Linked DNA regions of Homo sapiens: region 2 is linked to region 1. Evidence: chromatin loops called from intact Hi-C (ENCODE). Cell type or tissue: CD4-positive, alpha-beta T cell. All regions are shown on one strand. Each heading gives the region's core, and the rest is flanking DNA. Links, peaks and the distances in the headings are about the cores only. Region 1 holds the start of GCNT4 (glucosaminyl (N-acetyl) transferase 4). Region 2 has its middle 70 kb from the start of FAM169A.

Evidence for each region. Hi-C counts contacts between places; a loop is a spot of excess contacts. Peaks named below come from ENCODE experiments on the same cell type or tissue, not always from the same donor. Only the 100,000 strongest peaks of a DNase experiment are listed, where the experiment ranks them.
Region 2: a loop joins it to region 1, with 2.8 times the contacts of the local background. A loop is called at or near these places in 21 of 110 quality-filtered maps.

What each region holds. Positions count from the first base shown.
Region 1 is chr5:75,036,868-75,053,443 of GRCh38, reverse strand. It overlaps GCNT4 (glucosaminyl (N-acetyl) transferase 4), which reads left to right and starts at 886. Exons shown (of 4, transcript NM_001366737.1): 1 at 886-1,015; 2 at 1,217-1,275; 3 at 5,407-5,547. RefSeq lists silencers at 120-169, 390-639 and an enhancer at 15,669-16,576. In CD4-positive, alpha-beta T cell, for the core only: no CTCF peak of the experiment used is centred there; a DNase peak (open chromatin) is centred at 8,713.
Region 2 is chr5:74,928,205-74,944,780 of GRCh38, reverse strand. It overlaps the pseudogene LOC100131411 and the pseudogene RPL39P21. Among named protein-coding and RNA genes, the nearest start is that of FAM169A, 70 kb to the right of the region's middle. In CD4-positive, alpha-beta T cell, for the core only: a CTCF peak has its summit at 9,721 (motif pointing left); a DNase peak (open chromatin) is centred at 9,630; H3K4me3 peaks cover 921 bases; H3K27ac peaks cover 999 bases.

The sequences.
Region 1 (16,576 bases), core at 5,479-13,478:
GTCTCCGCCGGGACGCCCCGACCCTCTGCTCCTCACGACTTTCGTTTTCCCGCCGGGGAAAACTTCGGCGCCGCGTCCATCTCCAGGCGGCAGGCGGGGGCGCCCTCTCGGAGCCGCGCGGGGAACCGGGCTGAACCCCGGCCTCTCTCCGCGCCTGCAGGAGCCCCGGGGCCACCAGAGCGCGCGGCGGACGGACACAGCGTCACGGGCCGGGTGGGCGACCCGGCGCGCGCCTAGCAGACGCCGCAACTTCGGGGCTCCCCGCGGCAGCCGCCGCCTGCGGCCAGACGCGGGGAAGTTCCCCGAGGCCAGCGGGGGGAAAGGGCAGCGGGCGGCGGGCGCGGAGCGTGTCCTGGATAACGGGCGCGGGCCGCGGAGCCGGCTTCCTGGGCTCGCGGGCGGAGTGGAGCCGCCAGGCTGGAGTCGCGAGCGCGCCGGCGCCGGGCTTTCCCGGGACTCTCCCCAAGTGCCAAGAAGCGGCTCGTGGGCGCGCCCTTGCCGGGAGCAGGGGCATCCCGCCGTCCTGGCCCTTCAGAGCCCAGCGCCGCCCAGCCTGGCCCGCGCCGCTGCGAGGCGCAGGGGGCCCGGGGGAGCTACTGAGCCCGGCTTCGTGACGCTTGCCTTTCGGAGCCGCTTGCCGCTTCTCCGCAGCCCTGGACCAGAGGGGACAAGCGATGCTGCCCGAGCCCCCGCCCCTGGGCTTCGGGACAGGGACGCGGGGCGCCTGAAAGGACTGCTACCGCGGCTTCTGCGCCAGGGCAACCGGGGCTGGAGGGGGCCTCCGAGTTGTTCTTTGGGGGCGGAAGCTGCGGGCCGCGCCTCCCAGGCCGCGCCCTTCCCAGAGACCAGTTTCTGGGCTTTTTAAGGTCAAGTTTTTTGTGCCGCAGAGCGGGCCGGGATCGTCTGCCTGCGAGGTGGCGGTGCCTACCACAGCGGGTCGGGAGCTTCTGGGATCCGAGCCGAGAAACGGGACGCTCGAGTCCATTTGCAGTCTTCACGTAGGAAACGGTGCTAGGTAAACGGGGCGAGTGGGTGTTTTGTAAATTTAAAGACTCAGCTTTCCCTGACGGGGAAGTTTTCCGAGTCACGTAGTCTGGGAAACAGTGTATTGTCCCCTCGTTGGGCAGGCAGAGAGGCGATATTGGCCTTGGGGCACTTTTTAAATTCATTTTTTTCTTTTTCTTTTTTTTTTTTTTTTTGTCTTTAAAAATGGAAGAACAACAAACCAGAAGATTAACAGAGTTGGGGCTAATATAATGCGTTTAATTGTCTCATGTGAGTAGACAGAAGTCGCCCTTTTTGATCTTGCATTCATAAAACATGTCCCTATTAAAGCATCAATAAGCCTAAAACATTCTAGAAACTAACAGTTCATTCTGACAGCTTTTGTTGATAGTCTCTTAAGGAAGTAAAATCTTTAAAAGTGAAAAAGTGAATCATTATAGAGAGCATATCCTATGTTGCACTTTCTAAGGATCCAATTTTGTGTGAGAAATGACCAGTTAAGATGTGTTGTTGATTTATCTCTTTCTGGTATCAGGAGAGAAACAATAGCCAAGGAACTGTGTGGCCGCTGAATTTTCTATGGGGAGACTGAAAGGAGTTTCCTGCTGCGGGGTGGTGGTGGGATGAGAAGGTTTATACTCTTTTCTTTGGGGGAAAAAGTTTATACTGATTTGCTAAATGTCACATCTCCTGCACAGAGGTAGGTGGGGTGAATGGCATAGTCGGGCAGTCAGAGTTAGCACTTTATGGCACCTGGCCAAGTGCCTTCAAGATAAGCAGGCCATAAATACAGGTGCTTCCCAAACTGACTTTGAATGACCTATGGTTGTTTTCTAGGAAGGGAGAGGGAGAGAGAGCAGGTAGAGGGCCCTGTACCTGACGGTGCTGTTTCTGCCTCATCCTTGACCCACGGGTGCTGGGAGCATGACCTGGTGACCTGGGGCTTATCACAGCACCACATAGGAGAGGTAAAACGGAGTCAGCTTCAGGGGATTTCCTTCTTAGGCTACAAGGCGGGAAGAAAGCAGTGAGACAGTAAAAATGAGCAAAGCAAGGCTGAAAAGTGAGTTCTTCAGGCCACCTGTGTTGAGCACTGGCTGTGAACCAGGCTGTGAACTGTCCCAATGTGAACAGCGCATTGGCTGCTGTGAGGCGCAGATGTGCTGCAGCTCACTGCATCTGTGCTGAGGCAGGAGGCCTTGCTGGGGAGACTGAAGGTGGGCTCAAGGATGAGTGGGAGCTGTGTAAACTAAGCAGCCATGGGGGAGGGGAGAGGTGAGAAAGGGGAGTATTCCCATCCCCGGGAATGGTGTGTGCTGAGACCAGAGGAGAGGAGAGCCTGAGAGGTGGAAGAAAAGACAGGTTCAGTATGACCTGAGGGGAGGATGGAGAATGGCACCGGGGAGGCCAGCAGATACCACTGCCAGGTGATGCCAAGGGGCATTGTGGCGAGTGGATCCTCAGGACAGTTTCACACCTGATAGTACGCAGATGAGATATGGATTAAAAGCAAAACAAAACTCCAGCTGCCCCGTGGAGAATGGACTTGAGGAGCCCCTAAGTAGACAGGGCTGGGTCAGAGGGTGCAGGAGGCCTGGCAGTTGAGACTGAGGTAGTGCCAGTAGGGATGACACGTTGGGCGGATTCAAGGCCGGCTCTGGAGAGACCTGGGGCTGAGTTTTGTGTAGGGTGTGAGAGCAGATGAGTTTTGTGTAGGGTGTGAGAGTGCAGCGTGACTCCCTCTAAGCTTGGGTGCTGGTATTTACGGAAACAGGGAACATTGGAGGAGGAAAGACAAGTTTGGTTTTATTGGGTCTGGGCAGCTTTCGAGGCTCCTAAGTGGAATGGCTTCCCTAGTGGCCACATAGTGCACTCGCTGGCTGACTCTCCACAGATGGTGGTCCTCTGTACGAGGGGTGTGGTCTGAATCCTGGGGTGGATGGGGTGGGGCGAGGCGGTGGTGTCTGAGGACTGGAAGCTGCTCCCAGAGTGAGAGGTGGGACGGAGGGCTAGGTACTTTAAGATGAGGGAGCCTTAGACATATGTGAATGCGATGGAGCGAGTTGGAAGGAGAAGCTGAACACACAGGATGTCTGGATCCCCTCCCCCTTGGATTGCGATGGTATTTTGATATCAAGCTCATGTAATGTAAACTGTCAACATCTTACAGAAACAGTGTTTTAAAGCACGTGTGACTGCGAGTGATTTACTTCACAGATCATACAAATGTAATGTTTAGGAGAAACATGGATGATAATCACGCAACAGAGATGCAGCATGGCTAAGAGCAAGGCCTCGCAGTGAGACTGCTGAGCTCCTGGGTCTGACTCTTGTCACTGCCTAGCTTAGGACCAGGCCCAAGCTTCCTGACATTCCTGTCTCAGTTTCCTGGTCTCTGAAACGGCACCACACCTAAGGGGTACGTGCTCTACAGCACCTCCTTGTGGGCTGTTGTAAGGATTGCCTGTGTGCATTATGCAAGCACATAAAGTGCTCAGTAAACCTTAGTGCTGGTGGTTTTATTATCATGATGCCATTTCTATCATTTCTGGTTGTAGAATCTGAAACGTAGAGAATGTTGAGAACCTGTCCAAGCCCATACAGCCAAGGAATGGCAAAGTTAAGGCCAGGATCCGATTTGCCTGACTCACAAGGCAAGGCACCTTCTACTTAATGTGTCAACAAGTGTCAGGTGCTCGATGCTGTATAAAATTAACTGTAATAAAGGGATCCAGTCACTGCTTGCCAGAGTGTAGTGAAGCAAAGCAGATAACATCAACATTGAGGCTTACAGACTTTTCTCAAGCAATTTAGAGATGTATGTTTTGTATTAATTTGCATTACTTTGCATGTCATTTATATGCATTCCCATATGCTTGTAATTTTCCTAGTGGGATCTAAAGACTGAAGCTTCAAGTATATAAGAGAAAAGAAAATTAATCAGGAATTGAATGCAGCCGTTTCCATCCTAATAGATCTCTGGGGATGGTGGGCTCAGTGTGGGCATTTGGAGACAGGATTGGATCAGTATTTACTATTTTAGATGTGGGGAGCCAGATATCATTTGATAAAGGTAGCTCACAACTTAATATGTTATGAAGTTTGATCTGCTGAACGTAACAGAAAAATACAGGCAAAGTGGAAGAAGACCAGAGGAAAAATGTCTACCATATAAGATGCCAGAAAATGAAGCAGAAACAGAAGTCTGCTTTATGAAGCTGAACTAATAAGAAACACTAAGGGGCAGAAAGGAAAGATTGAATTTCTGCTAAGCGATATGAAATGTTAAAAAGAACAATCTTAATCACAAATGTGTGAGGCTTCAAAACCAGTAAATTCTTCCCAATGTGGATTTACTGAGAAACAGGCCATCGGGTCTTAGTGGAATCTTAGAACTACAGAGTATTACAAAAACAAACTACAATTTTGTTACTTAGAGCAGCGGTTCTCAAAGTGTGGCCTCAGGACCAGTTACATCAGCATCGCCTGGGAACCCGTGAGGCTCAGCAATTTGTGTTTTAATAAGTTCTTTAAATATTTAGAGCCAGCTTTCACTCCTCTATTGAGTCATTACTTCTTCAGCTTTAACCTTTCCAGGTCCGTCTTGTGGTCACTAGCTTCTCACTGGGCTGCTTAACTTCTATCAGTTACTACCCAGCAGAGGGATGTAGCCAGACATGAACTCATTTCTCAGGGTGTCTGCTCAGTACAGAGCAGAGTGGGTTGGTCCCTTCCTTAGTCCCAAGGTCTAAACTGTGGAAATGCTTTCCTTTTTGGGTGGTACTATTCATAGAAACAAGGATTTGCAGCCTGCATTCAGCTTTCGCATTCTGCAGCTTTGTGGTTCGCATGCTGTCCAGGAGCACGATGGTTTTGGTTTTGTTTTTGTTTTGCTGCATTTTGCTTTCTTTTGACAGTCTCGAACTAAACTGTGACTCGTGCCAAATGTATGGTCAGCCAAAACACTGAACTGTCCTCTAGAGATGCTCTTGTCAAACCACGTTTCTCCACGAACCACAATTCTCCATGAACCAGGGTTCTCAATTAACGAATACAGTTAATTTTTTGCACGTGTTAGTTTTGTACTTCTCTCTGTTAAAATTTATCTTACTAGATCCAGGTAATCTGCTTGGTTCCTATTTCTGTTATTTTCCATATAAGCTGAGTCTCAGCTTTGTGTCCTTTGCCAATTTGGGTGCTGATATCCTGGTTGAGGGGTTAATAATAACGTGAGCATCTTTGTTAGAGGCCTTCCTCACAGTTAATGAGGCTCAAAAACTTGGCATCTTTTGCAGTCCTTCTGGGTTAACATCAGAGGAATAGTTGTCATCAGTGCAATCATTGTTTGCATTTAAATTACTGTTATTCTAAAGTCCTCCTGCACATGGTTTCTCTTTATAGGGCCCATGTTCTAGAACTACATCCTCGGTCACTGTCCCAGTACAGCCATCTGTAGCACCTCCTCAGTAACTGACGGTGATGTTCCTTTCCCTACGCTGTTTATACCATCAGCCTGGGGTTTTCTTTGGAGGTGACACAAAGGTAAGTTTCAGTTTATTTATAGTCAGATTAAGATGAATTCAGAAGCTTCAGAATAATAGGAAGCAAAAAATTGTGCCTTGTAATTTCTCTCTGCTTTACCTACCTCCCCCAAGCTCTAAAACCTAAGAGTTTTGTGCTAAAGTCTAGATTTAACCAAGAGATTCAGGTTATTTAATTTAAAAAAAAAACCCTAAAATGTTGCTCATACATGATTCTTAGAGGAGTACAATTAGGTAATATAATTGCAGAAAATTGTTTTTAAAGGCAAAAGGCAGAACAACTTTGTGGTAGGAATGCTTTTAGCTGTGGTTTCTAGAGCATGAAAAAGTACCTGGAGTCCTAAACTGTTGTATCATTATCCTTAACTAATCCAAGTCAAGCCTCCCCCAAAACCCCACCCACAGTGAAATTCCAGCCTTAAACCAAACCTCAACATCTCAATAAAATCCAGCCACTCTCCTCCTCCAAGATGCTCCAAAATGCTTCCAAACCTCTTTTGATGCCATGTGCTCCCTTGCCATAGTAAGCAAATCAATAATAAATAAATAAAATGGAAAAAACACCTGGTGATAATAAAGTTCTTTGTAGTCTCAAGTAAATCTCTGTTGTAGGGAAGGCAAAAATTTACCTCTGCACTCCTACAGTTTTTCAGTTGGGCCTGAGAATTAAATTGACTTAAGAAATATCAACAGGAGACAAGCACACAAATTTATTTAATATAAGTTTTATGTGACAGGGGAGCCCTCATAAGGAAATGAAGCCCCAGAGATGCAGTGAGAATTGAACACTTATATAGTGGATTGGAGAAAGTAGGAAATTATAAAAATGTAGCAAGGCAAAAAGAGGCCTGGGCTAGGGTAGTTAACTGGGAGAAGCAGCTAGGAAGATAAGGGTTGTGTAACAAAGTTTGTACAAATTTTTCTCAGCCACAGCTTTCTGTCCTTGATAAGACTGTTAAGTAGACTGTCCGTCAACTTTCTCATTTCACTTAAGGATTTCATCTCCTGCATCTAAGAAACGGCACGAAGGGCAGAATGGTCTTGTACCTGCTATTTTGCAAGTGCCGTTAACTCAAAAGTCAATATCAGAGTGGCGTATTTTGGAGTGGCCTATTTTTAACTCCTTCCCCAGGAATCCTCTGTGCTTCTAGCTCTTTTATTGCTTTTCATTTCCCTCCCCTGTGCAACCCCGTCTTCTCTTGTTGGTTTTCTGGGTTTTCTGGTTTCTAATCTAGTTAAGGAGAAAACTGGCAAGGATGACCCTTTGGAGAATTGCTTCTTGGCTGTGCCCGGGCTTGTCCAGTCAGCCTGTCTGCTCTTGGGTAGGTTAGACCTGTTTCCAAAGAGTCTGCAAGCCCTGACATTTCTCATGGTCATCTACAAGATCTGGACAGTCCACGAGAGAGCAGCTCCTTCAGATTGAAGCAGAGGGGGGACAGTTCGGCCCAGGACCAGAAGGAACAACACCTAGCGGAGTTCCTGTGGTTGCCAAGGCTCCTTTTTTTCTTCCTTCTCCTGCTCTCTGTGTCACTGCAGCATATTTGCAATATTTGTGCTGTGTCCTTTCTCTACACCCCCACATTCTACCTCAGTGGAACAAGGAGGAGCTCACTCTGCCCAGCCATCACCTTCTACCAGGTTCCTTCTTCCTTTAGCCTTTCCAGCAACCCTCCTGCCCTCTTCTGAGGTTGGCAAATTCAGAGAGACATAATGGCAGATGTGTCAGGAGAAAGAAATGGAATGATACACAAGGTAGACACTAATTAGGTTGCAGAGTTACAATGTGAAAAAAACATTAATGGAATGATTGTAGAGCTGAAAGATGGGATGCAGAACTGGAGAAGAGATCCTCAGAAAGGAAGAACATCATTTCAACTGATGTTGAACATTGAATTGAACATCATTCATTGAATTGAACATCCATTCAACATCATGGCAAGAAAATCCCTGAATGTAAAAAAAAAACATTTCCAAATGCTAGCTAGTGACCTGTCTTTTCTGGAAAATTTCTATAGAAAAGAAATTCAAATGTGACAAAATAACTGGGATTTCTTGAATTGTGTTATCAGTCACTTAGGACCTCACTGTTTATTTCTCTCTGCATTCCTCCAGGCAGTAGAGTTTCTAGTTGTATCTCTCCAGAATCTAACACAGTGCCTCCCTAGCACATGGTAGGCACACAGTAAATGTTTGTGGGATGGATGGGCAACCAGGATAGAAACTGGATATCTAAGAATATAAGGTTTATATAGGGGATATTCTTGAACGAGTGAAGGCAGGAATTCAAACAGGTGTTTGTACACCCTTGTTCATAGCAGAATTATTCGCAATAGCTGAAAGGGTGGAAGCAAAGCAAATATCTACTGACAGATGAATGGATGACCAAAATGTAATGTATACATACAATGGAATATTATTTAGTCTTAAAAAGGGAAGAAATTTTGACACACACTACAACATGGATGAACCTCGAAGACATGTTAAGTAAAATAGGCCAGTCAAATATTGGACAAATATTGTATGATTCCTATGATATAGAGGCCTAGAGTAAACAAATTTGTAGAAACAGAAAGTAGAATGGTGGTTGGCAGGGCCCAGAAGCAGGATATTGTGGGGTTAGTGTTTAATTTGTATAGAGTTTCAGTTGGAAAATGACCGTGTTCTGTGGATGGATTGTGGTGATGGTTGCACTACAATATGAATGTAATTAATGCCACTGAACTGTACACTTAAAATTGATTAAAGTGGTAAATGTTATGTATATTTCACCACCATAATAGAAAAAAAGAATATGTTCATCAACTAATTCATAAATAAGAAACAAGAAAAGTTATTTTTATAACAAAGAAGTGAACCAGGTAATACTTGGAAAGTATAGGTTATAGCAAGAAGACAGCAATGACACTAGACCTAAAAAATATTCAAAACTGTGCTACTAAAACTGTGTTGCCTGAATCCTAATATGGGGCAGAGACTTAGAGCTCTTTCATTCTGCCCTCTCCCCATTATCCCTATGATTCTTTTTTTAAAAAATCAATTTTTTATTTTGAAAAAATGTCAAACCTGAAGAAAAATTGTAAAAATAGTACAAGTGGGCCCTTGTCTGATTCTTCCTTCACCATGAGAAGCGTGGAGGCCTTTGATGTGGTTTCTGTACCAGTCTACCCCGCAGAAATCCGTGGCTGTTGCCTTTGGAGATGGTGTCTGGGTGCGGGAGTGCATGCAGCACGCTGAAGCTGAAGCCCAGTCCTTGTTTACAGAATGGCCACTGGTCAATGACACTGGGCTGCTTCAAATGCTTTTGATCCCTTACCATCATCCAGCCCTGTGCCAGGCTGGTTTTCCTGCCAAAATGTGCCCAGTGCATTAGCTCATTTAGTCATCGCAGTAACCGTTTGAGTCAGTGCCCTTGTTCCTCTTTCACAGATGAGGAGGCAGAAGGCTACTAGATTAATGACATTATTAGCAGCAGACTCAGGACTTCAGTTCAGAACCATTGGCTTTAAATTCTAAACCTGTATGATGTACACAGAAGTAAAGCAGGAAGGTAACATGGAGGGGGTCCAGTGTGGGGCAGAAAGAAGAGGAATGGGGTCAGGCAGCAAGGGGAGGGAAAAGGGGCACATTCAGGCGGTGGCTCAGAACTATTCAACATGGTACTTGTTGGGTTGATATCTACATGGTACTGATAGCTATTTGTTGAAAAGCTGGTTCCAAAGTCCCCTGTTACATAACAAGCTCTCAAGAAGACAGCCCACCTGCGAGGTGACCTTCAGGGATTATGTGACCTGTACCCTGCCTGTGACTAGAAACCATACACAGAGGAAGTTTGCCATCAGCTGAAGAGTGCTTAACTGAGGCGTGGCGAGCAGACTGCACAGTTCTTGCCAACATCAGAGTTAATTTGGTAAATCTTGGCATCTGCTTTCCTTCAGATATTTACCTAAAGCCTCCATCTGCCTCTAAATATAGATGGATGAGAAGTTCAGCATCATTTAAGACACATTATTTTGCACTTGGCTATATATAGGAATGTACTGTTGTATAAGTAGCCACTTTAATCTGGTTTAAATTTAATTTGGCTCCTGGACATGCGTATGTATATGTTGGTTAAGCATTTCCTTTTCCTACGGTCATCTTTCAAAGTGCACGTTGCTTAAACATATAAGGGCTTACTTTTCTCATGTAACAGGAATTCAAAGTGGGTGTTTGCTAGTGGTGGTTCAGTGGCTTGAGGATACGGGGGCTGAGGTCTCTGATATTCTCTTGGTCTGTTCCTCATGGTCTCAAGGTGGGTGCAACAATTCTAGCCATCATATTGGAGTTCCAGGCAGAAAAGTGGAAGAAGAAGAAAAGAAAGAACAAAATGGCGTACCTCCTACCTGAATCAGGCTCCTATAGGAAAACTTTCCCAAAATCCCACATTATATTTTATTCCTCTACAATAGAAGTTAGAGGAAAGTCTTTTCAAGAGACATGTTTCTACCACCAACAATATAGGGTTCTCTTAGTAAAGAAGAGAGGATGGATGTTGGAAGGCAACTGGCTCTCTACCAGAGCCATATGTAAAACCCTTACCTATGGATCTGTTTCTGGATTTTATCCCACAGATCTCTTTTTATGCTGGCACCAGACCATACTGTTTTAACATCATAATCTGTTGGAAAATCTGAAGAGTCTGGTTTTTGCTTTTGCTTTGTATACAGTTGACATATAAGTTGGCTTAGACACTTAGTAAACTAAACAATCTTTTTACTTTTTATTAACCTGAAATAAAACCTACGTATTGAGAAAGACCTGTTAACTTAATTAAAACTACGGCTAGAAGGGATCCTTGTAGGAGATGGCTGTTGGAGAGCTTTCTGGAATCATTTCTAGATTTGACTTTTGGTAGGTTGAAATCTCTGCTTTTGAAATTCCTATTGTGGCGGAATTTTCCCAAGCACTGCAGATTTTTATTTCTTCCATCCTTTTAACTTAATTTTTGAATTCCTGAGTCTTAATTTTATTGTGTCTAATATGCACACAAGATCTGAGAGCAATATGTACATTTTAAGCCAAGAAACACACAGATCTTAGCTAAATGGTGAAGTCATGCCAAGAGCTGCCAATCCTGTTTTTCAGTGGAAGTGCAGAAGCATGTTGAAGTCTCCAGCTGAGCTCCCCACCACATTGGAAGAACCCAGAAAACAAACAAGCAAGCTCTTCTCATGACTTAAAACTCAGGGTTTTCAGGGTGATGATTTTAAACTCAGGGTGTCTAATCCATTCATGAAGAGTGTGGTCTGGCCTCAAGCCATTTCTGACATCAATACCCTTGATTCATGTCTGTTTATCCCTGTGCTGCCTCTGCGATGGACATGGAGATTCTACTTTAAATGCACATTTAGAAATCAGTTACCCATACCTCTTCAGCTAGCCATGGAATCTTTGAGGAATTAATTTTGGCCAGTTGAAAAATATGGAGTTAGCCATATAATACCAAAATAAATGCTTCCAAAAATTTCTGAGGGGGAAAAAAAAGCATACCATGTAGATATTAGGTGGAGAAAGTTATTTTCTTTCTAGTGCAATAGATACACATTTTCAAAAATAGACATGTTTTTCAATTCAGTTTTTCTACTTTATAGAAAAAGAAGCCAAAATATTCTCAACCCATATTTTTAACTTAGAACATGAAACATAAAATGTAGTTTGGCTTTATGTTGTGTCAAGCTAAGTGAGAAGGGCAGAGAAGACGGGGATCCCAAGAAGGAATGAAACCTCTTTGATAAAGCTTGAGAGGCAAAGATGTAATGCATTCATTCACCCCTTTTTCATAATCCTTTATATCTAAAAAGAAGCAAACGTTTCATGTGAGCTTTTTCATCAAACTGAAATTTGAAGGCATAAGTATTTTTGAAATTCACCATCTTCTGATATTTTTTAGAATTTTCTTTAGAGAAAAACTGTTAATGTTTTACTCCCTTTTGAGGGTCACAATCTATTACAAAACAAAAACTTTTCATTCAGTTTCATTGTATGTGGCCCTTTACACTTCCTGCTAAAGACTTTAGCCATGTATCTTTGCCCAGCTAGATACACACACAGTCAGCTTTTGATATTTGCCCTGTGGACCAGATGAAATAAAGCCCAGAATCAAGTCTACTGTTTCCCAATTGGTGTGACCATGGGCTGAATTCTGCGCTTCTTTTTGTTGTTGTTGTTGTTGTTACATTGCTACAGCCCAGATTTCCAATGACCTTGAGAGGTCTATGCGTGGGTATGTACATCCTGATGTGGGTTACTCATTTCCCATGTAATCTTACAGGTCCTTTATTTCTGCCCAAATGTGAGAGGCTCCAGTAAAGTTTCTAGCTAGAAGAATTATAATCTATAGAGGTGGTTGATAGAATTATTTTCATGCTCAGTGTTTTCCTTTAGGTCTCTATTCTCCAAATCTTGCAGGTAAAGTAGTCCTTTATTCAGGGAAGATGATGACGTTCATAATTGCAGGCCTAGAGAGAAAGCTGTCAATTGTCATACATTCCACAGGAACATCAAACAGAGCTCCTTTAGTTGAGGGCATCTCAATTCACTGAGCTGAGCCAGTCTCACTGATGTGTGATCTGAATGACAGAGGACTGGCAAAGGCCCTGGGTGAGGGTGTGTTTGTGTATTCACATTGCTGCAGAATCTTCAGTACTGCTTTGTGGGTTCCGTGGTCCTTAGGGATGGCTTCACCAAACAGGGATGCAAGAACAAGTCATTGCATTTTTGCAATACCTGGAGAATTGCCCATAAAAGATAATGAACTTACAGGAAAAGCTTATAGCTTTTGCAACACATACTTACAGACCGCGTTTAGCCAATCATAACTGCATGAAACTGATTGCACGTGCTCTTGGCTGTCTTTTAAATAACTTTTTTGGTTATTAATCTTTTGAAAAATATCGAGCATACTGGGGAAAAAACTCTAAAGATTAACTACATTTCTTCCTGTCTCTCAAAATCCAAGACAGGTGTTTGTCTACATAATTCTGAAACTTTAGGGACAATTTATACTCCAGATATTAACAAAAAAGAATGCTGTCAAGTAGTGAAAAACCAATAATGATTAGAATGTCAGAATGAAGGGAATAATGAATGTACTGTTTTAGAAAAATAAAACCAACTTATAACACATTGACTCTTTCTCAGTTTTCCCAAGAAACCATTCCTCTTGTGGAGGTCCTCATACCTGACATTTGCATACCAAAGTTGTCTTTTTCCCCATGACTTTCACATACATTACATCATAAGACTTTCACAGTTGCACTGTGGGATAGAAAAAACATTATCCCATTTAACACATGGGAAAGAAAGATTTGCCAAGATTAAGTGATATGCTAGAGTCACTTGAAGAATTTTTTGTGGCAGAGCCCAGACTAGAACTTAGGTCTTCTGACTCTGTCCCATTGAGCAACTACCCCGTACCAGGTATGGATGTCTTTAATACTGGGGGTAAAGTAGTGAGTGAGGCCTTCAAAGACCTTATGTTTCTGTCTCAGGACAGGTACTAAACAAGTAAAGTAACTACTCCTTGTAGCAAGTGCTCAGAAGAAAACAAGGAGTGTGATAGGAGAGAGATTTAAGAAGGGTTAATCTGGGAGGCGGAGGTTGCAGTGAGCTGAGTTGGCGCCACTGCACTCCAGCCTAAGCGACAGTGCGAGACTCTCAAAAAAAAAAAAAAAAAGTTATCAGAGAGGACCTGAGGAAAAGCTATTTCTTTTCCTGGAGCAGCTGGTCATGCTAGGATCCAGGAAAAGTAGTCTAGACATGGAAACAGGAGTTGCAAAGATCCTGAGGCAAGGAAGAGACTAGGATGTTCTAGGAACTTTTAGAAGGCTGGTGTTGCTTAGAGTTTTATGAGAAAGACAGAGTAGAATAAGATGAACTCGTAGAGTAAGGCAGCCATGGGAACTGCCTGGGCCTTTATGGACATGAAAAGGATTTCTTATTGTATTCTACATGACATGAAATCCCAATGAAGGGTTTTAGATGTAGGGAGTGGGATTAGGGAGGGGAAGTGATCTGATTTGTATGTTTAAAAAATCATTTTGGCTACAGTACAGAGAATGGATTAGAGGAAAGCAAGGGAAGCCAGGTAAGGTTATTTTGTATCTAGGCAAGAGTTGATGCTAGCTTGGGTTAGAGAGGTTCCCATGGAGTGGAAAGAGGTGGGTGGATTTGAAATACATTTTGGTTGTAGAACAGGCTCTACTACTGCCAGGAGATTGGAAAGGCAGTCTCGAATTGTGGTTAGTAGTATAGGCTCTGAAATTGGACCATAGTTGAAAATTGGACCATGGTTGAAAATCCTTGCTCCTCCAATATACTAGCTATATGAACTAAGGTAAGTTATTTATCTTCTGACTTGATTTCTTAATCTGAAAGATGAGGATAATGATAATCGTACCTATCTCATAGATTTACTGAATGGAGTATAGAATAATTGAATGGAGTATAAGGTAAGAACAATAAGAGGCCGGGTGCAGTGGCTCACGCCTGTAATCCCAACACTTTGGGAGGCCGAGGCAAGTGGATCACCTGAGGTCAAGAGTTCGAGACCAACCTGGCCAACATAGTGAAACCCCCGTCTCGACTAAAAATACCAAAAAAATTAGCCAGGCGTGGTGGTGGGTGCCTATAATCCCAGCTACTAGGGAGGCTGAGGCAGGAGAGGAGAATCGCTTGAACCTGGGAGACAGAGGTTGCAGTGAGCCGAGATTGTGCCATTGCACTCCAGCGTGGGTGACAGAGTGAGACCCTGTCTGAAAAACAAAACAAAACAAAACAAAAAAAAACAGTGAATAAGATCATGGAAATAGTGCTATCTCTTAGCATCGATCATTAGGAAGGGACAGGTATGTGTCGCTGACTCTGGCAACATGAAGGCTTTTGTTGACTTTAGCCAGAGCAGGCTCCATGGAGTGGGGAGTAGAGCCAGTCTGGACCAAATGCCACCGTAAGGGACCTGAATAGGGGCAGTTGGGCATCCCTCCTCTGTCCAATCCCTTGATAGGGAGCAGTTGGATAGACACATACTGCTATGGTCTGAATGTGTTCCCCAAAATTCATGTGTTGAAATTTAATCACCAGTGTGAGAGTATTAAGAAGTGGGGCCTTTAGACAGTGATTAAATCATGAGGGTAGAGCCCTAAGGCATAGGACTAGTGCCCTTATAAAAGATGTTTTGGGGGAGCTCATTCACCTCTCCCCCCCTTTGCCCGTCTGCCCTTTGCCATGTGAGAACACAGCAGCAAGGCACCATCTTGGAAGCAGAGGGCAGCCCTCACCGACACCAAATCTGTGCCTTGATCTTGGACTTCCCAGCTTCTAGAACTGCAAGACATAAAAGCCTATCGTTTCTAAATTATTCAGTCTAAGATATTTCATTATAGCAGCAGGAATGAACCAAGACACATATGTAAAGGGGGAAGGTGTTCCCAGTACCCCAGGAATGAGATGGGGTTAAATGATGGCTAGACACATTTAGAGAAGAAATATGGGCTCAACCACCTGTAAAGTTATTTTCCGTTTTAATATTGCACTTCTGGGCTTCTTCAGGAACTGTGGGTTTATTAATTAAGGATTGGTGGAGAAGACCTAGATACATGAATTCTATTATTTGAATGGTTTTTTTCCTGTAGAAAAGTATGTTTACCTCTGTTAGGATTTGTTTACACTGTAATAATTTACAGACCCAGTTTAGGTTAGGACTTGTTCATAATATACTGTGAAATGAAAGAAACAGGTAAGACAATGCCTATATAGTGAGACTGTTATAAAGCAAAGCCAAAAAAAAAATGTGTTTCTTAAAACCAGTCTGGAAGGATATACTGTCTACAAGATGTTATTGCCAGGTGATGGGCCCCTGGTGAGCTTTATTTTCGTTTTTGGACTTTTCTGATTTTTTTTTTTTTTTTTTAATGAAAGTGGTTTGGGTTTTTTTGTTTTTCTGTTTTTTGTTTTTTTTGTTTTTTGTTTTGTTTTTGTTTTTTTGAGACTGAATCTTGCCTTGCCCAGGCTGGAGTGCACTGGCATGATCTCAGCTCACTGCAACCTCCATCTCCCAAGTTCAAGCAATTCTCCTGCCTCGGCCTCCCAAGTAGCTGGGATTACAGGTGTGTGCCACCATGCCCGGCTAATTTTCTGTATTTTCAGTAGAGACGGAGTTTCACCATGTTGACCAGGCTGGTCTCAAACTCCTGATCTCAGGTGATCTGCACTCAGGCCAGTCTGCCTCAGCCTCCCAAAGTGTTGGGATTACAGATGTGAGCCACTGTGCCCGGCCTGAAAGTGTTTACTTTATAAAAAGAGAATAGAAAATCTTTTCCTTTTAGAGACCATATCTTATTATTATTTGAGAAATGCTTGTCCTCAATTTGTATTGGATTTCTGACCGAGTCATACGTCTCCTTGTGTTTTGCATAGTTGGTATGTTTACCTGCTCACAATCTGATTATTATTTGCTTTTGCAATCTTTTCTCCAGAACAATAAGAATGTAAGGTCATCTAGGCAAGAAACCTGTCTTTCCACTCCTCTGCATGACTCCTGGAGTGCTGTGGGAGTGTGGAGGAACTGCATCTGACTGAGTCATCCTCCCACCTAATGGTCTCACTCCAGAACATCCCCTGGGCTTGGCAGTGAGCGAGTCACCAAGGGAGAATCAGTGACTTCATTGAAATCAAGGAGCTGCAGTAGCAGGATGTTAGCTTATTCAACTAGATCAGGATGCTTTTTAGTGAGTTCGTCTTTATATTGATCTTCTTAACTGGTGATTCTTCTTAGTAAGGCTTTAGACAGAAGCAAAAGCCCTGACATTTCTAAATCAATAAGCTCTTCATATCCTATTTCTCAAACTGATATGTAATAATACAAAGTTTAAGAACTTTAAGGTGGCCTGAAGAGGGAATATTCTCCACATGAAGAGAAATTTAACCCAGAAAGTTTTCTAAAACAATTAGCAATTCTCTGTGCTTAAATGGTGTCACAGATAACTATAAGA
Region 2 (16,576 bases), core at 5,305-13,304, 110 kb after region 1:
CCTTGTCCAATTCAGTATATAAGTAACTCACTCTAACTGCTTCTTTGGGTCTTCATTTATGCATGAGGGCTCCCCTGCCATGTAAAACTTGTATTAAATAAATTTGTATGTTTTTCACCTGTTAATCTATATTATGTTAATTTAATTCTCAGACCCAGCCAAGACCCTAAGAGGGTGGAAGTGGAATTTTTCCATCCCTAGAAGAGCAAAAAATTCCCTCTGACCTTCTCCCATCTTCCTTCACTTTCCCTCATTTCTCTCCTGAAGTAAGCCATAGAAAGTAGAACTCCTCTCCCTCAAAGCAAGAAATATTACTGTCTGACCTTCTCCCTTCTCCCCTAAAGGCTGCGAAATGACAGGTGTTTTGCCCTCGACCCCCAAAGGAAGAAATGTTACAGATTGGCCAGGAAGAATCTGCACAAACAGGTCTTAGTGGGTTCCCTCTCAGTTCGTTCTCATTCAATCGTTTGTCCAATCACATTTCTACATGCTTGTCCATTCTCCGTGAAAGAAAACCATAAAACTACACAGTTTTCCTTGGATCTTTGGGTCTTCATTTCAAAAAGCTCCCATGTCACATAAAACTTTGTTAACAAATGTGCTGTGCGTCTCTCTTGCTCACCTGCCTTTTTTTGTAGGAGTATCTGCCATGACCCTGGTGATGGGTAGTACCTTTTCAACCCTACAGAGGCTGCTAGAGCTTGTAAAATGCTGGGAAATACTTTCTCAGAGTCCTACTAATGTTTTAGTTTCTTCTCCTAAGTTATTCTCATTCTTTGGGAAAGATACTTAACTTTTTCTATGGTTTGTTACTGTGGGTTTATAATTACATTTATCTTTTCCTTTTCCAAAAAATAAAACAAGTGTGTTTAATTAATGAAGTTTTTCTTATTAAATATTCTCAAATTGAGTGAACTAGATATGGATTAGTGTTTACAAATGAATTCACAAGCAAAGGAAGTTTACAGATAGAACTCAGTTATCTGCCTTTGAAAGACATCACTGTTGTGTTTTTTTTTTTTCTTTTACCATCCTTTTCTTCTCTCACGGCTATCTTTCCATTCCCTTAAGGTGTGTATACACACATATGTAATCAGTTTGTTAGTGTCAATCATCAAGAATCAATTCATCAAATGGCCAACAAGTGATAGGAAACTGTTGCTCGTAGTTCTTATATTTAGGTAACAAATTATGTCTGTCTTCCCTGAGGGATTCATAATTCAGCAAAGCTGTCAAGCCTCAAAGGCATACATTGAGTTTGTGTTTATTCTTTGTCGTATCTAGACTAATTGGCTGATTTTTAGTTGTATATTGGCAGTAAAATTTTTTATTAAGTATAATCTATATGGACTTTGTGTTCTACTTAACTGTTACCCATTTCAATTTTTAGATAACAGTTGGTTATTGTATGTACATTTCTTTATTATTCTGTCAAAATAAAGGCATCAGCCGGGTGCGGTGGCTCATGCCTGTAATCCCAGCACTTTGGGAGGCCGAGGCGGGCGGATCCCTTGAGGCCAGGAGTTCGAGACCAGCCTGGCCAAAATGTTGAAACCCCATCTCTCCTAAAAATAAAAAAATTAGCCGGGCAAGGTGGCACATGCCTGTAATCCCAGCTGCTCAGGAGGCTGAGGCATGAGAATTGCTTCAACCTGGGAGGTGGAGTTTGCAGTGAGCCGAGATCGCGCCACTGCCCTCTAGCCTGTGTGACAGAGCGAGACTCTGTCTCTAAATAAATAAATAAATAAAGGCATGGACTACAACCTGTGGATTATTACTAGATCAAGTTAATTTTTCAACCTTCAAATATATCCTCTTTATATAATTTGTGACCCTGCCTTGAAGATTTCCTAAGGGAGGAAGTATGTGGACCTAAGAAAGGAATAGGTAAAGGCACAGAGTGGTACATTTCATTGTGTGCCAAGTCTTCCTTCACTCACTCCCTTGTAATGCTGAGCACTCTATTGTTACCTTGTAAGCATTTGAAGCTCTCCATACTCACATCCTGGTGTAGAAGGCAGTTAATGGAGCCTGCAGAGAGCCAGTCAGTGAAAATTGTCTTATGCTTCACCTTTGCCAACCGCTGAATTTATTGAAATGTTGAATGAAATTTAGTAATAGAAGCAGAATGTGAATGAATATCTCCCCCAACAGAATCTTTTTAATAAGCAGATCTCTCCACTTATTAGAACCCCTACCCCAAAGCTCCCTCCAGTGCGACTCCTTTCTGTGGCTGGGCGCTCAGCACCATCGTGCTGTTTCCTGTGCCTCACCTCTGTATTCTTGTCTAATTCTGAAGCTTTCAGGGCTGTCTCCCTTTTCCTGCATGTTTAACTGTTCCATTTCTATTCTCTCAGAGTTAAACGTATGTGAAGGTGATCTTGAGATCTGAGTTGACCACACACTTAGGAGCCAAGAGTGTGATATGGCAGCTATAGAAGTTCTGAAGAAGTATACCATGCTTGGCTGGGCACGGTGGCTCACGCCTGTAATCCCAGCACTTTGGGAGGCCAAGGCGGGTGGATCACCTGAGGTCGAGAGTTCAAGACCAGCCTGACCAACATGGAGAAACCCCATCTCTACTAAAAATACAAAAATTAGCCCAGCGTGGTGGTACATACCTGTAATCCCAGCTACTCAGGAGGCTGAGGCAGGAGAATCGCTTGAACCCAGGAGGTGGAGGTTGCAGTGAGCTGAGATGGTGCCATTGCACTCCAGCCTGGGCAACAAGAGTGAAACTCCATCTCCAAAAAAAAAAAAAGAATACCATGCTTGGGTCATATGGCTGCCCTCACTGTGCACAAATTACTAATGCTACATGGCCCACCTCCCAACTAAATTATTACTTTGGAGGAGGCCTGACAATCAAAGTTGGCTTGTATGAGGCAAGTACATGTGCCCAAAATAATCAAGAAAAGGGTTATAGTGACTGGCAAATTCTGAAGGGTTCTTTTCTGTTCATTTCCTAATTCCTCCATATCATTCCACATCTTGAATCTTCACACCTTTTCAGCCTTTCCACACATGCACTAGATCCCTTCTCACCCCTCTTACTCAAGACCTCACACTAGAAATTCTCCCTTCTCTCTCCTGTATTATCAATTTTTTCCTCTTGACTGAACAATTTTCACCAATATAAAAACAGGCTGTCATATTTCCCATATTCTAAAACCCTCTCTTGATCTCACTTCTCCCTCCAAACATTGCCCTAATTTTCTCCTCCTTACAAGCGAGTTCCTTAGAATATATATATATATTTCAATTCTAAGAGTGATAAAAAAAGAATAATAATAATATATACACTGTTTCCAAATTCTTTAGAACCCACTTCAGTCAGGTTTCGCCCCCACTATCTCACTGAAGCTACTTTTTTCAAGGTCTCCAACGATCTCTCTACATTCTTAATCCAATGGTTATTTCACAGTTTTCACTTTACATACCCCATCACCAGCATTTAACACAGTTGATCACTTGAAATAATTGCTTCTTTTAGCTGTTTTTCTTCCTATTCTTCTTCTCAATCTCTTTTGCTAATTTCTTCTTATCTCTTTTGGTGTCTAAAGGTTGGAGAGTCCAGGGTTCAGACCTTGGTCCTCTCTTATCTATGTCCACTCCCTCCCTTGGTAATGTCAGCTGCACTCACTGCTTTAAATTTAATTTTTCAGCTATAAGTGAATGGTTCTTAACATTTATATTTCCAGCCCAGAACTCTACTTTGAACTCCAGACCTTTGTGTCTATTGCCTACATATCTCAAATTTACCACAGCTGCATGAGCTTCTAATAGCCCTCTGAACCAGCTGCTCCTGCAGTCTTCTCTTTCTTAGCTAGTGGCAACACCATACCTCTCACTGCATAGGCCAACCACCTTGGTGTCATTCTGATGTTTTTCTTCTCCCACACCTTGGATTGGGTCTACCAGCAAATACCATCAATTCTACCTTCAAAATATACGTCCTAAATATGATTATCCCCACCGCCATGCCCTGCCCAATCCAAGTCTTCATCATTTCTTGCCTGGATTACTGCATCATTTTTAATTTAATTTTTTTATTTGTATAAATGTAACGGGTACAAGTGTAATTTTGCTACATGAATATATTGCATAGTGGTGAAGTCTGGGCTTTTAGTGTACATCATGCCCATTAATGTACATCATACCCATTAACTAATTCCTCATCATCCACCCCGCTCCCAGCCCTCCACTCTTCCAAGTCTCCAGTGTCTATCATTTCATACTTTATGTCCATGTGTACACATTATTTAGCTCCCACTTGTGAGAACATGCAACATTTGTCTTTGTCTGACTTGTTTCACTTAAGAAAATGGTCTTCAGTTCCATCCATATTACAACAAAATATATTATTTCATTCTTTTTAAATAGCTGAATAGTATTCCACTGGGTATAGATACCACATTTTCTTTATCCAATCATCTGTCGATGGACACTTAGGTTGCTTCTATATCTTTGGTATTGTGAGTAGTGCTGCAATAAACATATGAGTGCAGGTATCTTTTTGATAGAATGATTTCTTTTCTTTTGTGTAGATACCCAGTAGTGGGATTGCTGGATTGAATAGTTCTATTTTTAGTTCTTTGAGAATTTTCCATATTGTTTTTCATAGAGGTTGTAATAATTTGCATTTCTACCAACAGTGTGTAAGTGTTCCCTTTTCTCCCCATCCTCACCAACATATGTTGTTTTTGTCTTTATTAATAGACATTCTGACTGGTGCAACATGGTATCTCATTGTGGTTTTAATTTGCATGTCTCTAATTATATGAGTGATATTGAGCATTTTTTCATATGTTATTAACCATTTGTATATCTTCTTTTGAAAAATGTCTTTTCATGTCCTTTGTCCACTTTTTAATAAGGCTATTTGTTTTGTTGTCGTTGTTGAGTTGAGTACCTTGTAAATTCTGGACATTTGTCCTTTGTTGGATGCATAGTTTGAAAATATTTTATCTCATTCTGCAGGTTGTATGTTCATTCTGTTGATTATTTCTTTTGCTGTGCACAAGTTTTTTGTTTAAGTCCCATTTGTCTATTTTTGGTTTTGTTGCTTGTGCTTTTGAAATCTTAGTCATGAATTCTTTGCCTAGATCAATGCCCAGAAGAATTTTCCCTAGGTTTTCTTCTAGTATTTTTATAGTTTTAGGTCTTACATGAGCCTTTGAGCCATTTGGAATTGACTTTTTTATATAGTGAGAGACAGGGATCTCATTTCATTCTTCTGTATATGGCTATCCAGTTTTCCCAACACCATTTTTTGAAAAGGTTGCCCTTTCCCAAGGGTATTCTTTCGTCAAACTTTGTCAAAGATCACTTGGCTTTAGATATACGGCTTTATTTCTTAGTTCTATTTTGTTCCATTGATCTGTGTGTCTATTTTTATACCAGTACCATGCTGGTTTGGTTACTGTAGCCTTGCAATATAACTTGAGGTCAGGTAAAGTGAGCCTCCAGCTTTGTTCTTTTTACTTAGGATTGCTCTTGCTATTTGGGCTCTTTTTTTTTATTATTCATTATGAATCAGGATTTTTTTAATTTTATGAAGAATGACAGTATTTTGATTGGAATTACATTGAATCTATAGATTGCTTTGGGCAGTATACTCATTTTAATGATATTAATTCTTCCAATCCATGAACATGGGAGGTTTTTCCATTTGTTTGTGTCATCTAAAATTTCTTTCCTCAGTGTTTTTTGGGTTTTTTTGTAGAGGTATTTCACCTCCTTGGTTAAATACATTCCTAGGGTGGTTTTTTTTTGCTGTTGTTGTTTGTTTTGTTTGTTTTGTTTTGTTTTAGCTATTGTAAAAGGCATTGCCTTCTTGATTTGGTTATCAGCTTGATCATTACTGGTATATAGAAATGCTACTGATTTTTGCAGGTTGATTTTTTATCATAAAACTTTACTGAATTTATTCATAAAATCTAAGAGTTTTTTGGTGGAGTCTTTGGGGTTTTCTAGAAATAAGATCATATCATCAATGAACAGGAATAATTTGACTTCCTCTTTTCTAACTTGTATGACTTTTATTTTTTTCTCTTGCCCAATTTCTCTGGCTTTGAGTAGTATGTTGAATATAGGAATGGTGAAAGTAGGCATTATTTTCTTGTTCCAGCTCTTAGATGGAACACATTCAACTTTTTCCCATTCAGTATGATGTTGGCTGTGGGACTGTCATACACAGCCTTTATTATTTTGAGGTATGTTCCTTCTATGCTTAGTTTGAAGGCTTTTATCATGAAGGAATTTCAGTAAATGCTTTTTCTGCATCTATTGAGATGATCATGTGTGGTTTTTGTCCTTCTCTTTATGTGATGAGTCACATTTATTGATGTGCATATGTTGAAACAACCTTGCCTCCCTAGTGTAAAACCACTTGATCATGGTATATTATCTTTTTGATGTGCTGTTGGATTTGGTTTGCTAGTATTTTGTTGGGGATTTTTGCATCTATATTTACCAGAGATATTGGTCTTTAGTTTTTTTGTTTTTTTTCTCTTATGACCTTGTCTAGTTCTGGTATTTGAGTGGTACTGGCCTCATAGAATGAGTTAGGAAAAATTTCCTCTTAGATTTTTTTAAAATCTAAGCAGAGGCTGGGCACAGTGGCTCACGCCTGTAATGCCAGCACTTTGGGAGGCTGAGGCAGGCGGATCAAGAGGTCAGAAGTTCGAGACCAGCCTGACCAACATGGTGAAACTCCGTCTCTACTAAATTACAAAAATTAGCTGGGAGTGGTGGCATGCGCCTGTAATCCCTGCTACTCAGGAGGCTAAGGCAGGAGAATTGCTTGAACCTGGGAGACAGAGGTTGCAGTGAGCACTCCAGCCTGGGTGACAGAGCGAGACTCAGTCAAAAAAAAAAAACAAAAAACAAAAAACACCAAAAGCAAGCAGGAATAGCTATACTTACATCACATAAAACAGACTTTAGCTGGGCGCGATGGCTCACTCCTGTAATCCCAGCACTTTGGGAGGCTGAGGCAGGTGGATCACGAGGTCAGGAGATCGAGACCATCCTGGCTAACACAGTAAAACCCCGTCTCTAATAAAAGTACAAAAAAAATTAGCCAGGCATGGTGGCGGGCGCCTGTAGTCCCAGCTACTCGGGAGGCTGAGGCAGAAGAATGGTGTGAACCCAGGAGGTGGAACTTGCAGTGAGCTGAGATCACACCACTGCACTCTAGCCTGGGCGACAGAGCGAGACTCCGTTTAAAAAAAAAAAAAAAAAAAGCAAAAACAAAAAAAACAGACTTTAGGGCCAGGTGTGGTGGCTTACACTTGTAATCCCAGCACTTTGGGAGGCCGAGGCAAGTGGATCACTTGAGGTCAGGAGTTCAAGACCAGCCTGGCCAGCCTGGTGAAAACCTGTCTCTATTAAACATATAAAAATTAGCTGGGCATGGTGGCAGGCACCTGTAATCCCAGCTCCTCGGGAAGCTGAGGCAGGAGAATCACTTAAACCTAGAAGGCGGAGGTTGCAGTGAGCCAAGATTGCACCACTACACTCCAGCCTGGGTGACGGAGCAAGACTCTATCTCAAAACAAAACAAAACAACACACACACACACACACACACACACACACACACTTTAAATCAAAAACAATTTAATAAAAACACACAAAGAAGGTCATTATATAATGATAAAGGAATGAATTCAGCAAGAGGATATAACAATCCTAAATATATATGCACCCAACACCAAAGCACCCAGGGTCATAAAACAAATATTAGCAGACCCATAGAAAGAGATAGACAGCAATACAGTAGTGGGGGACTTCAATACCACAGTCATAGCACTAGACAGGTCATCGAGACTGAAAAATAACAAAAAAAAAAGGACTTAATTGTTCTTTTGACCAAATAGACTTAGAATGTTATAGACTAATCTGCACACCAACTGTAGAATATATGTTCTTATCAGCACACGGAACATTCTCCAAGACAGACCATATTTTAGACCACAAAACAAGTCTCAACAAATTTTTAAAAATCAAAATCATATCAAGTATCTTCTCAAACTACAGCAGAATAAAACTAGAAATCAACAACAAGAGGAATTTTTGAAACTATTCAAATACATGGAAATTAAACAACATGTTCCTGAACGATCACTGGGTCAATGAATAAATTAAGGTGTAAATTTAAAACTTTTTTGAAATGAATTAAAACAGAAACACAACATACCAAAACCTCTGGGGTACAGCAAAAACAATGCTAAGAGGGAATTTTATAGCATTAAATGCCTGCATCAAAAAAAAAATAGATCAAAAATTAACAACTTCATGTTGCATCTCAAGGAACCAGAAAAACAAGAACAAACCAAACCCAAATTTGCCAGTAGAAAAGAAATCACAAAGATCAGAGCCGAAGTAAATGAAATAGAGACACTAGTGTTATTCCCCGATAACTGTGAGTCTATCTCAGCATTTGCTTATTGGAAGACCCAAACTGACACCAAGTTAGTCTGTAGATTAAATGATACATCTGGCAGAGTGCCCACCCAAGAATTAAATTTTGTCTAAGTTCATCTTGCCATCTTCCTAGCGACAAAATAATAGAAATGCAAATAATCCCAAATAGTGAATGATCTGAGACACTACCTAGATTTAGGTCTCGGGTCCTGACTGTACACATTAACATAGGATTAGTTAGCTTTTTCTAAGTGTGCCAGCACGTCAGAGGTGCTCAGGGAATACGTTGTAAGGGACATAGATTTCTAACCCTGTCAGTAAAATGGAAATGCCAAACTGTCACTTTATCTCCTTCTGGTAATTTGGTTGACTAATTCGATGTTAGATTCTGGTATCTTGACAAGCTTAGCGTTAGCCAGTTACTGGGATGATTTCCAATGCTTAAGGCAGTAATGCCTTATTTCTGCTTTAGCAGTAATGTGACCAGTGCATAACACTCATTAAGGGGTAATGCAGCATTTAATTAATGAGGGGAACTTTCCCCTGAGAGTGCATAGAGGAGATAGCCCAGAGCACAGAGGAGTGTAAGAATCTGGAAGTGACCTGACACTCTGCGCCAAAGCCGCATGGGGTTTATTGGACCCCGGCTCATCCTGGCTTCCTGCGGTGTTGGCAAATTGAAGCCCTCCGGAAGGCATCTTTGGTTTAACCAGCTCAAACTGTTTTGCTCTTTCTGATCTCCACAGAGGATGAGAGGAGCAGGCAGAAATCAGTTGAATTTGTTTTGTGGTAAGAGTTTCTACCAGGAAATGACTGCTCTGGGTTTCCACCAGCTTCAGCAGGAGGGTTAGTTAAATCATTATCCTGCTGGCTGGCATTTAGTCAGTGGACGCCTTTAATCCACAAGGCAGTTTCTAAAGTGTTCAGCTGAAAACAAAGATGCTCTTTACCCCACTCTCTAATGGGGTCCCAACCAGGGTCATTAACTGTCAACCAGCAGATACCGGGTCAGCTTCAGAGGAACTTACATTAGCTGTGCCATTTCCTTTGGAGCTTGACTGGTAGTCATTGACTTTTTTCACCTCATTTCCCGTAGCACTGAAGCAGTTCCGTTGGTAATAGCTGACTCAGGAAACCCAGGGAGCTGCCTAGTGGTGATAGCCATGCCTTGTTTTCCAGAAGCACAAGCCACAAATGGACATATGCCATCTACTAATTGTACTATTGCTGATTTGTATTTATTACATCTCAGAGTAAGTAACAGGCTATGCAGAGCCCCCTAGTGTTTGACTCCACAGAAATGGTATTGATCTGTCAAAGTTTCTTTACTTATCAGTATGAAACAGTATTGTGTAAGCTCTTTGCTCCAAAAGGCCATTATGAAAAGAGGCAATAACAACATGGTACGCCAGACGTGATATGCCGATGCCTCTTGCTTTGCGAGAAAAGACTAGATGGCGAGGTCCCTAGTAGACACAAAGGTTCTGGCCAGGATTTTTAATGGCCAGTTGTATAAATAATTAAGTGAGGAAGAGTAGAGAGTATCTTAGTGTATTCATTTCCTGCTGCCGTTGTAACAAGTGACCACAAATGTAGTGCCTTAAAGCAATACAAATTAACATACAGTTCTAGAAGTCAGAAATCTGACTGGGTCTCACTGGACTAAAACGTGTCAGCACGGCTGTGTTACTTCTAGGGGTCTAGGGGACATCTGTTTCCTTGCCTTTTCCAGCTTCTAGAGGCTTCCTGCATTCCTTGGCTTATGACCCCCAGTCAGCAATCCTCTGCGGCTGTAGTCACATCTTCTCTGACTCTCCTGCCTCCTTCCTTCCCTCCTAAGGACCCTTGTGATAATATTGGGCCCACCAGATAATCCAAAATAATCTCCTCCAATGCAAATCTCTTAATTTAATCACATCTGCAAAGTCCCTTTTGCCATGTAAGGAACCACATTCCCAGGTCCCAGGGAAAAAGACATGGATAGCTGTGGAAAGCCATCATTCTGACTACCACACCTATTAAGGTAATTGCTGTTCTTCCCTCTCAACATTCGAGTTCTTTCAAGTTCCTTTTGCCATGGGAAGACAAAATAGCAATGTAGATATGGTCCCTCAGAGACACAGAATCTCATCTTCCATTGTCAAATGCAGTTTCAATTACTCAGGCAACGGCCATTTTAAAGGACCATAAAAGATAATGGCACCTCCTGGCTGAACAGATGGCCTCTTAGCACAGTTCCGAGTTAGATGTGATAACAGTTTCACGGCTGGGAAGCAAGTGGGGCAAGAGATGGGACTGTTGGAAGGGTAAGATGGTCTCTGAATTGAATCCTCTGCCTTAATGTCCCCTGAGTTTCTGGGTTATCTGGAAAACCCTCCTAGGAGAAGTCAAGGAGCCTCAAAAAGCAAGAACACCCTCTTCTTTAACTGCCCTCTCCACCCTGAAAAGTTGAGATGTGACAGAATGAAAAGAGCACCAGCTTTGGAGTCAGACAGAAAGGCGTTCCAATCTCTGTGTGACCTGCAGCATGTTTCTTAATCTCTCTGGGCCTTATTGTCCTCACCTGTAAAATGAAAATAATATCTACCTCTTAGGTATCTGATATTTATATCAGAAACAATGTATGTAAAGTTCAAAGGATGCTGTTGGGCTTATGGTAGGTGCTCAAAAATAGTAAGTACTATTATTATAGTAGTAGTCGTCGTCATTGTTGAGGATCTGTTGTTACAACAGGAAGTAGAGATTGGAGTCAAAAGTCTGCCATGAAAATTTTAACTGGTTGATATTTCTCACATTAGTACCACCACTAGACATTTGACCAAAGCACGTGAGAAAACTTAAGGGCAAGGATGATAAACAAAAATGACTCTCTCTCTCTACACTTCCACCCCCGATTTCCTGTGCTCTCCCTATCCAAACACTCCTCTGGAAGAAGTCTTGATGGTACCTTCTTAGGCTGTAAGGAAAAGAATTGAACACAGTAATATCCTCAGCCTTGAAGATGTTCAGATTTACCCAGTGGGAAACAATTTCATTCTTCAAATTATTTGCTGAATTAATCTAATTTTATTCCCTTCCATCAAATTTTCAGGTTGGAAGAGGTCCCATCTGCTCTTCCACTGTTGAGAACTAACTGATATCGAATCATATTGGTGGAGCTCAAAATGTCACTGGCAATGCCGACGGGAGGTCGTGACTTTAGATCTACAGCCACACGGGCTTACCTTCAACCCAGCCCACTCAGTTCCTGGCATAGATGGACAAGTCAAAGACTCCCCTAAAGAGTGGGCCCTTTCGTCTGGCAAAAAAAAATAGATGAGAGTAGAATGTCTGCCTCTTGAGGATTAACCTGCTCCAAAATAAGCCCAAGGAAGCTAACTGACCACACTTAATTCCTTCCACTAAATTTACCAACCGGAAACTCCCCTTCCTCCCAAGGGCAAGAATGTGTGGAGGTGATGGGATAGGCTAGGAAAGTTATGGTAGCAGGAATTCCTTTCTCTCTATCAAAACCTGAGTCCAGGATCACTCACAGTGGGGGGAAGCCAGCTGCCATGTCATGATACTCTCAAGAAACCCTACGGAAATGTCCTTGTAGTAAGGAATTGCAGCCTCCTGCTAACAACCAGCACTAGCTTGCCAGTCATATGTGTGAGCCACTTTGGAAACAGATCCTAGTCCCAGCCAAGCCTTCAAATGCCAGAGCCTATTGTGAGGGATGGGGTTTGTCAGGCAGATCAGATCTGCATTTGACAAGCAGCAAATCAATGAAGTAGATACCTGCACAGCTGAAAGTGGAGGGAGAAGATACAATTGATGTGTTGGGCAGCAAAAAAGGAGGCATCTATTTAAAAAAGAGTACTTGCTAGCCAGGCATGGTGGCGCATGCCTGTAATCCCACCTGCTTGGGAGGCTGAGGCAGGAGAATCACTTGAACCCAGGAGGTAGAGATTGCGGTGAGCTGAGATCGTGCCATTGCACTCCAGCCTGGGCAACAAGAACGAAACTCCATCTCAAAAAAAAAAAAAAAAAGTACCTGCTACTTGAACCCAGAACTGTGTTCTACAGACAAAGACACATTCTCAGTTAGAAAACTACAATTTCGTTCCAGGATACGCTAACAAGTAGAGTTTAGTTTTCTTTATTCTTTCATTTTCTTTAATTTATATGTCTGTGTACAAGCACGCTGCTTTTGTTCTTGGGCTTATTAAATTATTTTTACTGAATGGCCAGTGATATGTTTTGATTGGCATCAAATGGAAATGGGGTGGGGAGAAACCGTTTTTGTTAAAATGCTCCTTTTCTCCATTAATGGCATGGAAATTTAACTTTAATTTTTTTAATGAAAAGTCTCACATATTTATTACTGAACCCAGGCAACCAATGCATTCATAACAGATTCAGAGAGAAAAAATGTATGCCAAATAAAACATGTCCAACTCTCCAGATAATGGTGACATTTTCAGCTTGATATGGTAATGTGATTGTGACGCTCAGACAACATAAATATGTGTGCCATCTCATGTGCAATTACTAATAGACCCAGCTTAGTTCTTCTCCAATGTCTCCTTTTGGAGTTGTACCTGATTTTATTACCAGTTTTCATCTGAATCCACTGGGGAATGGAACGGTTTTGCTTTTGTTTCTTGGCCATGAATCGCTTAATTCTGAAAGTCTTGTGAGAAGATCTGGTGAGAAGCACAGTCAAGTACACACCACGATGGCGGAGAAAAAAAGAGAAGGGGCTTGACACTTTTTTTTTTCTTTTGAGACAAAGTTTTGCCTTGTTGCCCAGGCTAGAGTGCAATGGTGCCATCTCGGTTCACTGCAACCTGCGCCTCCTGGGTTCAAGCAATTCTCTGGCCTCAGACTTCCGTAGAGCTGGGATTACAGGTGCCCGCAACCAAACCCAGCTAATTTTTGTATTTTTGGTAAAGACGAGATTTCACCATGTTAACCAGCCTGTTCTCAAACTCCTGATTATTGTTTCTGCTATTAGCTGTCAGTCCTCTTCACTGTGGTATGAACAAGATTATTTTGTGTGTGTGTGAAACTGATGGGGATGGTCTGCCTGCCGCTCCGTGCATCACTTTCAACACTGTCTTGTCCCAAATCAAAATGAGTTCTTCATTTACAAACTGTTGATTTCTTTTGGGCATCGTCTCCATAACCTTTTCATAAAACATCAATGATTTCTTTATTCCTCTACCCAAACTTTACCATAAGTATTCTTTTTTTGAGACAGTATCTTGCTCCATCACCCATACTGGAGTGCAGTGGCATGATCACAGCTCACTGCAGCCTCGACCTCCCAGGCTCAAGCCATCCTCCCACTGCAGACTCCATAACAGCTGGCCCTACAGTCATGTGCCACCATGCCCAGCTAATTTTTGTATTCTTTGTAGAGAAAGGGGTTTCACCATGTTGCCCAGGCTGGTCTTGAATACTTGGGCTCATGTGACCCACCTGCCTCGGCCTCTGAAAGTGCTGGGATGCCAGGCACGGTGGCTCACGCCTATAATCCCAGCACTTTGGGAGGCCGAGGCGGGCAGATCACGAGGTCAGGAGATCAAGACCATCCTGGCTAACACGGTGAAACCCCGTCTCTACTAAAAATACAAAAAATTAGCTGGGCGTAGTGGCGGACACCTGTAGTCCCAGCTACTCAGGAGGCTGAGGCAGGAGAATGGCGTGAACTCGGGAGGTGGAGCTTGCAGTGAGCCGAGATCACACCATTGCACTCCAGCCTGGGTGACAGAGCGAGACTCTGTCTCAAAAAAAAAAAGAGTGAGCTACAATTAAAGGCTTTGCCAGTCTCATTACATTGGAAAGATTTTTCTCTCATGTGTACTTCCTGTTTTTGTGTGAGTAATGAAGAATGGGGGGAATTATTCCCATACTTATTAGAAATATGGGTTTGGGGCCTACAAGAAATTCTTTGGGATGCTGAAACTGAGAAAGCATCGTTGATAGACTTCTCAACTTGATTACCAATTTTCCTTTCAGGCTGAAATGTGTGCATTTCAGTCAGATGAGAATGAAAGCTTGATCCAAGCTGATCTTTAATAGGCTTGTTTCCAGCATACCTTTGATCATATTGGTCTGTACTACCCATCAACTTTTTTATTTCTGTCATGGGTGCTTCCTGGCCATTTCTTTCATCTTCTTGCCACTGAAACACAAAGTCATGAATATCTTTCTCAATTTCCTGGAAGCAAAAATCTCCAATGTGATGACTTGCAAGTCTTTACAATGTGCCTATGTGGAACACTTCTGTATTGCCTTGCCCTGTTGATCACAACTTCTTCATCATGCATTTGGAAGAGATATCCGGGGAGATCAGGTTCCTATAATTCTCCAACATCACGTCTCTGTATAAAGTCCTCTGGGCAGGGTTCAGGCATTTCCACTTCTCCTGAGATAATTCTATGGCCACATCCCTGAATGTCAATAGACCCTGAGGAAGAGCCATCCCTGACCCCTTTGCTTTCCTCTTCCTCTTCCAGGTTTCTTCCTCGTGTACCAAGAGTCTTTAGAAGTCAATCCACCGTGGTCTGATCTTCACTCCACGGGATCCACTTCCTGATCCAATTTAACTTTAATCTTTACATGCTTTATATTTTTAATGAAGAAAGTGAGGATTTTTTTTTTTTTTTGAGACAGAGTCTCACTCTGTCACCCAGGCTGGAGTGCCGTGGTGTGATCTCTACTCACTGCAACCTCCACCGTAAGTGATTCTTGTGCCTCGGCCTCTCGAGTAGCTGAGACTACAGGCATGTGCCATCATGCCCAGCTAATTTTTGCATTTTTAGTAGAGAGATGGGGTTTTGCCATGTTGGCCAGGCTGGTCTTGAACTCCTGACCTCTAGCGACCTTCCCGCCTTGGCCTCCCAAAGTGCTGGGATTATAGGCGTGAGCCACCGCACCCAGACTGAAAGTGAGGAATTTAGAATAAGCTCAGACTCCTGTAGGACCATAGTACCTTAAATCCTAAAGATGAAAACTCAAAGAGTAGAAATAATAATAATAAATTATACTGATTCTTGTGATTTGGGTTTTTGTGTGTCAGTTGTTTGGGCAGTTAACCCATCATCTTCAAGAAAACTGATAGCAAATGTCCATATAATGTTGAAGGTCTAAACCCTGAAACAAACAAAAAACAAACAGCAATGACAATGAACCTGGCATCAAGAAAGATGCTGGGCTCAGTGAGATGGCTCATGTCTGTAATCCCAGCACTTTGGGAGACCAAGACAGGAGGATTGCTTGAGCCCAGGAGTTTGAGATCAGCCTGTCCTACATGGCAAAATCCCAAATCTAAAAAAAAAAAAAAAAAAAAAAAAAAAAAAAATTAGCCTGTTGTGGTAGCATGCACCTGTAGTCCCAGCTACTGGGGAGGCTGAGGTGGGAGGATCGTATGAGCCCAGGAGGTCAAGGCTGTGATAAGCCATGATTGCACCACAGCACTCTAACCTGGGAGACAGAGCTAGACCCTATCAAGAAAGAAGAGAAGAGGAAGAGGAAGAGAAGAGGAGAGGAGAGGAGAGAAGAGAAGAGAAAGAAAAAGAAAAAGGAATGGAGGGAGAAAGGGAGGGAGGGAGGAAGGAAAGGAAGGAAGGAAGGAAAAAGGAAGAAGGAAAGGAGGAAGGGAAGGAAAGAAAGAAAAGGAAGAGGAGGAGAAGGGGAAGAAGGAGAAAAAGAAGCCAAAACTCTGAAGGCCTCCTAACATTATAACTGAAGGGACCCTTTGTGAACCAGAGAAATAGGCAAAGACAAAACAGAATATCCAGAAAGGAAAGAAAACAAACAAGAGAAAAATATAGTAAAGAAAAATAGCTCCTGATTGTATGCTACATGCTAAACAAATGTTCCTAACATCATCTTTGGAAAACGATCTGAGTTTGAGCCAGCCACAAAGTGCCACTGTTGGTTAGTTAGAACGTCATCCATTAGCTCAGATGGGAGGATGAGGTACTAAAGCTTTGATAACTGCAGATGGAGTTTATATTTTACCATATCACCAACATACCAACAATGCTGTCAAGCAAACAAGGGTGATTAGACTGGAAAACATCAACAAATGGCTTAAATACATTATCTCATCTTCCACATGTTTCTACCAAAGAAGGAAGACAATTGCTATAGAA